Regions from separate parts of the Mus musculus genome. Here region 2 is linked to region 1. A link is a contact called in ENCODE Hi-C data. All regions are on one chromosome and are shown on one strand. The core of a region is the stretch at or near the end of the contact, and the rest is flanking DNA. Distances in the headings are between cores, read along the strand shown.

What was found. Hi-C counts contacts between places; a loop is a spot of excess contacts on that map.
Region 2: a map of T-helper 17 cell shows a loop between it and region 1 (4-fold over the local background). The contact joins the promoter of Ifi47 here to the promoter of 9930111J21Rik2 in region 1. A Hi-C loop is called at or near these places in 4 of 37 maps with a recorded cell type or tissue (T-helper 1 cell, T-helper 17 cell and regulatory T cell).

What each region holds. Positions count from the first base shown.
Region 1 is chr11:49,049,393-49,052,952 of GRCm38, forward strand. 9930111J21Rik2 (RIKEN cDNA 9930111J21 gene 2) reads right to left here and starts at 1,850. Exons shown (of 3, transcript NM_173434.1): 1 at 1,756-1,850; 2 at 1,491-1,639.
Region 2 is chr11:49,085,239-49,088,798 of GRCm38, forward strand. Ifi47 (interferon gamma inducible protein 47) reads left to right here and starts at 1,779. Exons shown (of 2, transcript NM_008330.2): 1 at 1,779-1,906. It also overlaps the pseudogene Gm12188.

The DNA.
Region 1 (3,560 bases), core at 600-3,099:
TCAAGAGAGAAAATGGCAACAGATGCTGGTGTGGATGTAGCAGAAGGGGAGTCCTTATTTGCTGCTGTGGGGCTGTAAACAAGCACAGCCATTATGGGGTCAGTGACACCATTCCTGAGCATAGCCCAAAAGGACTCTATATCCTAGCACAAAGATATTGGAACATCATGTTCATTACTGCTCTAGTAATACCTGAGAAACGCAATCAGCTTAGATGATAAGTGGATAATGAAAATGTGCACAGAGACACAATGGAACTGGATTCATGCATAAATATAAATGCAAGTGTATAATTTTCAGACAAACTGGCAGAACTACTAAATGTTAAGTGAGTTCACCCAATGTCAGAAAGGCAAACCTGATGTTTTCACTCACATGTGGATTTCAGCTTCTCATTTTTAGGTATGTATATTTATGTTGTAGGAAGTGTTTGCAGAGGCCAGGAAACCGGAAGGAGGGCCATAAGAGGAATAAAAATAGCTTTGGGGGGGGGAGCTAGATAGTAGCATATATGGGATATTCAAGTGGACTTAAGAATAATGGGAACTGAGAGCTTCAAACCCAGAGGACAGCCAGAGAGCTGTGGCACAGGACTGGCTGTGGTGTGGCCAACCAAAAACCGTATGTATGAACAAGCTATAAGGAAATATGCTCCTTTCTCAAGTTCCTAAAAAACAAAATAAAGTTTGAACAGAGGTATCCTGAGTGGGTGAATGAAGCTGCTCCCAGAAGCTAAAGAAGATTCAATGGGAATCCCAGACTGAAGTGGGGGCTACTTCCCCATGATTTGCTGTTTATGAAGACTCCTCAACCCCCCTTCCCCAAACAGTTAAGGTATCATGAGTGCTGGTTACATTGAAAAGGGGAACTGAGAAGTTTGAAGAGAGAGGCTTCTCACAGTTCCCTTCTAGAAGAGGAAATAGCAGTGGGTGTTCTGGATAGCATTTTATCCTCATGGGGATAAATAAAATAGCTCCAGTATAGCTGGGTGTGGTGGAGCATGCCTTTAATCTCAGCCCTAGGAAGCAGAGAAGCAGAGGTAGCTGGATCTCCTTGAGATTGAGGCCAGCCTGGTCTACAGGTTCTAGGTCAGTCAGAGGCACACTGTGTGATCCAGTCTCACCCAAAACCAAAACCAAAATAACAACAACAAAAAAGCTACAACAACAAGTATCCTACACCAAAGAGGTTCCCGTATTGACTGTGAGGAATCTGGTCACACAAGCTGCCCTCTTTCTCCAAGCTCAAGCTGGCATCAAAAGATCAACAGGCTTAGGATGTGCATGTGACAGGGAAGTTTGTTGCTGCCTTGCTGGTGGGTTGGGGCTGCTCTTTGGTGCAGAACACAGAGAAGAGCCTTTCTGTGAACAACCCCTGAGTGACATAAGCCATGACCGAAGGTCCTCTGCACTGCTACCAGGAGACTATCTTTGATACCACAAGTAAGCACTCGATTTCTGGTCCAGCTGCACTTAGAACCCTTCAGGTACCTGTTCCTGAGCCGTGATGCCAGTGGCCCTCCTGTGATGTCACCTCCTTCTTCTCTGGGAGCAAGGTCACTGGGGTAGCTCTCTTTGGAATCCTCTAAGCTGGGATGTTCAGGAAACAGATCGATGCACAGTGTTGGTGTCTTGGTGCTCTGGAGAGAAGAACAGATGGGAAGCAAAGGCAGATGTTTTCATATTTCCTTCCAGATCTTAGTTCCCACAGACTTTGCTCTTTGTTCTGCAGTTCCTAGATCTGAATCTTACCTGCCTTGTCCTTAAAGGGAGGGACTGCAATGAGGGTAAGATTTAGTTTCTATTTCCAGACCTCTGTTTCTGGTTTACAGAGTTGGCTGAAAAGGTTTCACATCCTTCCACAGAGAGGGAGGTGGAGCTCTACTTAATTAGCCAACTCCAGGGCTTCCTGTGTGCTCCACCCAATACTTTGGCAGCCTAGCCCCGTGTTAGCGCTCCCATGCACCACTCACCATTCTGCTTCCCTACCTCAAGACCCTCTTTTCAGATGATGTCATCTATTACTGAGTCAGTACTGACTTTCAGACCCAGTGAGCCCATGGTTCAGTGATTGCAGACGCTTGCTGTAGCCCTGTCCTTTGCTTATTCTGTTGACATTCTTTCTGTCCTCTCTCTCTCTCTTTCTCTCTCTGTCAGTCTCTCTCTCTCTCTCTGTGTCTCTCTGTCTCACTCCCTGTCTCCTTGTTTCTCTCTCTCTGTCTTTCTCTTTCTCTGTGTGTGTGTGTGTTTGTGTGTAGGTGGAAATGTATGTGTAGATGCTGTCATTTCTCTGACATCATGCTCCTTATTTGGGGACAGACACACTCACTGACTCACTTCACCGATTAGGCAAGGGTGGCTGACAGGTGAGCTTCAGGGTTCTGCCCCTCTCCTTGCTCAGTGCTGGAATTACAAACTCACTCCACTATGCCTGACTTTTACGTGGATTCTGGTGTCCAATCCATAACTTTCTCTTTGAAAGATGTTACTTACCACGTGATTATCTCCCTAGCCACTCGTAGAAAAATCCACGGAGATGGTGATCACTGTGATTAATGTGTTAAGTTCACTGTGCATGATTTTGTAAAAACTAAAATTATTTTTCACCTGTATAAGCTATGAAAACGTTGCTTCCACTTTCTACTTTGTCAGCTGGCCAGTGAGTCACAAGATGAGGCAAGCTAACTGCTGAGCTTCGTTGTTGTGTGAACTGCTTGCTTGAGTGGCTGAGGGCCCTGCTCGAGGTCTGTTACAGAATCAAAGCTTGCCCACACCCAGATAGGATTAGAGTTAATTTGATCCCCAAATAATAACTGTGGTTTTTCCCTCTATAATTCTTTGGCTAACAATTGCTGGAACATTACTTAGAGAATTCTGTTTGGTTTGGTCTTGGTCAGTCTTCTTCCTAATAAAACACTTCTAATTAATAAAAACAAAACTCCAGTCAGACTAGTGATTTGTCTGAACGATCACAGACCCATAGTAGCACATAGGAATATGCTGGTGCAAGGAATAGCTCTGGATTAGCCTCCTGTCCCTACAGTCTGTGCCTCTGTGGTTAGGAAGTCTGTGTCTGGTATGGCCAGGACTGGGGTTGGTGAGAGTGGCTTTCAATTTAATGCTACCTTGGAGTCATTTTAATAGAGAGTGGACTTCTGCGTGGGATCAGAGACTGGTACTTACAGTGAAAATGGAGAAAACACTTCTCATCCAAATGTGAGCAAGGGACAGGGAAGATGAGCCATGGAGCTCTCAGAGGTTCAGGGCAGCTCTGCAGTTCATAACCCTAACATCTACTGGCAGGATTTTACTAGAAAGGGGGTGGGTAGAGAAGAGTAGGATGGAAGTGTGTGTGTGTTTAAGAGAGAGAGAGAGACAGAGACAGAGATGTAGACAGAGAGACAGAAAGAGAGACAGAGACAGAGAGAGACAGAGAAAGTCAGAGATGCAGAGAGGGACAGAGAAACACACACACACTGAGGGATCATGTATGGACAAGAAGAACTAGAAGCACTGAAACTGACTAGTTTAACTAGAACCTTCCCACCAGAGTAAGCCATA
Region 2 (3,560 bases), core at 529-3,028, 36 kb after region 1:
CCACAGTATGTCACTATTCTAAGGAAGTGCAGGATCTATGTCACACATCTACACATTTTAAATGCAGAGTTCTGTGACTGGCTATGTCTACTGGGTCATCTGTCACATAGGAACACATACCTATCACACACATAGACACATATACCAGCTCATAGAAATGCACGCATGTATGGGTCCAGCATGTGTACACATGAATGAACACACAGCTTTGTCCTTGACCTAGGATGATGTGGTCACTCACCATTTGCTTTGTAACTAAAGAGAGACCCATAGTGTCCTTCTCAGGGACATTGCAGGTGTCTTAGCTCTGAATTAAGCAGATCTGGTTTCTCCTGGACATTCAGACTTCCAGCTCATTCACCCTTCTCTTGTCCCACTGTACCGTGGGAGCCCCATGATGCTGAGGAATGCTCTCATAGTGATAAAGAGAGATGGTGCCCTTTCTCCCCTTTTCATACCTCAGAGTATCTTCATGGTGAATCTGTGACACATTGCCATATAATTGAGTCACGGCTTCAGTTATCTGGAAGCCAGGCACTATACCTCAAGATTTCAATGTTCAGAACTAAATTTTGGCTCTCATATAGAAACCAAGAAAGAGATGTACTTGGTTCTCATACAAGAATCCACTAAGCATGTGAACGTCTGTGTACAGAAGGAGACAGAGTCACTGTGTGCCTTCAGATAATCAAAAATCGGACCCATAGACCATGGACGGTATCAACCTCCCACTCTCTGCACTCACCCAGCCATTCAAATGGAGAATAAACTCAAATCACACAGAGCTGGAAAAAAAAGACACCATTTTAATTAACAGGAGCATGTAATCTGTTCTTCATATCTGATTACATGTGTTAAAATTACGCAGAAACTCCGGGCGTGGTGGTACATGCCTTTAATCCCAGCACTCGGGAAGCAGAGGCAGGAAGATTTCTGAGTTCGAGGCCAGCCTGGTCTACAAAGTAAGTTCCAGGACAGCCAGGGCTATACAGAGAAACCCTGTCTCAAAAATACAAAACAACAACAACAACAACAAAAACCAAACCAAAACAAAACAAAACAAAAAATTATGCAGAAACACTGTCAATATAACCCAAACCATCCATGTTCAGAGACAGACTTCACCAAGGACAGAACATGTCAGCAACAGCTTCTTTTCCCAACATGGCAGCAAATGTCTTTCCTCCATGGTGATAAACGTTAAAACCAACAAAACCTGTGAGGGATTATCTCATTGCATCAAATGATGTTTTTGGAAAACCTGTCTTCACTTTGTGCCAGACTACGCTCTCATGAGGGAATCCTGAGGTAGATAAAATGAGAAAGGAAACTAGGAAGACTCCATTACTCTCTTTCCTGAGTTGTCTTGGTGGCTCTGGATCCTGTGAGACCCCAGGTTCATGGGTGCCTTGGGGCTGAAATGAGGTTAGTCAGCCACAGTGTTCCTGAGAAGGACAAGGAGGCAGACGCATGGCACAGTCCTTCCCGATGGGCAGTGTGTTTCAGTCATTCACTGGCGTCTTTGGAAAACCCCTCATCTCTTTCATCCTTGTCCCCAGGAATCCTTTGGCTTCAGAGAACTCATTCCCCTGATGTCTTGGCCGAGTGACCCTTCACAGGCCAAGTGGAAATGTCTTCCTGGCCTTGAATCTTCCAGGCTTCTTTCATTCTCTGACCAAGTTAAAGTCCTTTTCTTTTTCCTGGAAATGTTTATGCTGCAGGGGAAACAAAGAAAGAGCTTTAGTTTCACTTTTGTTTCCTGCAAATATATCTTTCATTTTTTTCTCTCTGCTAGGGCTCATTGCTTCAGACTTTCCTGAAGGAGGGCAGACCCGTGCCGTTGGTGGTGGCTGTGCTGTGGGCTGCAGTGAGAAACAGACCCGGTATTTTCTACTTCTTGGATCTGGTGAGTGCGAAAAGCCTTTGCACCTGGTGTGACCTAGGTTTTGGCTTTGTGGGAAGAGGGCAGAGCTGGCTTGGATAGGCAGCAGGTCATGTCACCGGTCTATCACAGATAGGAGTCATGGGTCTGGAACTGCCTTTTGGTGCCAGTTGTTCTGTGAGAGTTCTGAGTAAGTTTGGACTGAGCAGAGTCTTTATGGGTGACTCTCATAGGAAACGTACCATGCTCACTGTAATGTGGCCGGATCTCACCACCAGAGAGTATGGCATAACCCTGCCAGCTTTGCTTTCTTTTCTTTCCTTTCCTTTCCTTCCCTTCCTTTCCTTTCCTTTCGTTCCCTTCCCTTCCCTTCCCTTCCCTTCCCTTCCCTTCCCTTCCCTTCCCTTCCCTTCCCTTCCCTTCCCTTCCCTTCCCTTCCCTTCTCTCTTTTCTTTTCTCTTTCTTTCTTTCTTTCTTTCTTTCTTTCTTTCTTTCTTTCTTTCTTTCTTTCTTTCTCTCCTTCCTTCCTTCCTTCCTTCCTTCCTTCCTTCCTTCCTTCCTTTCTTTCTCTCTCTTTCCTTCCTTCCTTCCTTCCTTCCTTCCTTCCTTCCTTCCTTCCTCCCTCCCCTCCCTTTTTAAAAAGTCTCATCTGTATTTACTTTTTTTTTTTTCTAGATAGGGTCCAGCTGTGGGCCTAGGGTAAATGTGGCTTTTATTTCCTCTCAGGAAAAGAAGTTAAAGGGTGGTTTTCTCAGTTACCCCAACCTAAGGAAAGGTGGGTGTGCACCGGAGGCTAGGGCTAGAATTGCTGGATCATTCTGACAGACTCCTCTGTGTCCACTTGCTGGCACTCGATGCAGGGAGGGTATGGGTGAGAGTCATTCCCCTGCAGTAGCAGCTCGGTTATCAACAGAGGCACAAGGTGGTATGTGCTGGTGTTCACAAAATGGAAGGCAGAGCACGTGCCCTGAGTGAAGAGCAGGACTGGGTGGCCGATCCACACCCAGTGTCTGCCTGGTACAAGGCCTGACTGCTGTGGCTCTTTTCCCAAGGGCCCAAGGGGCCCCAGAAACATCACTGCGTCCTATGGTCCCTTAAATGTCCATCTCAAACTTCACCGCCTGCCCGCTTATCTTCCGGGCTGCTGTGCAGGTGGTGGCTCTGGCTGGCTTGCATGGGAGGCTCACCGCTGGTAGGGCTAGTGACCCAGAAATGGCTGGCAGGTCCTTTGGGGGTGTTTTGGCAACAGGTGAGTTCTGACACTCCATCAGGAATTTCCAGTCATAGATGATTTGGGTTGTGTGTGTGCCGCTGGGGGTGGTGCTGTAGTGCCTGGGCGGGAGCTGCACGCCTCATCGAGGGCTACGTGGTGAGTGGGGGTTGCCCAGCTGGGAGTCTGGCTGCAGCTGCTGCCCGCTGATACGTCTCCTGCACACCGCCCACGACCCTCCAGCAATCCCGCCCAGCCCGTCTCGCCCTGTATTTACCTTTTAAACAGAATGTGATCGGGCACTATTATTTCCATTCACAATCCTTGCTGAGTTACAAGACCTAGGGAAACTTAGGGTTTTGTTCTGGGTACTTTGGAAAACAAGCCACTTGGGGAATTCCTCTGTCAAGTTGTTTTAACTTGTGTTTACTTCTAAGACTGGTACATGCAAAGCCATCTTAATGTGGT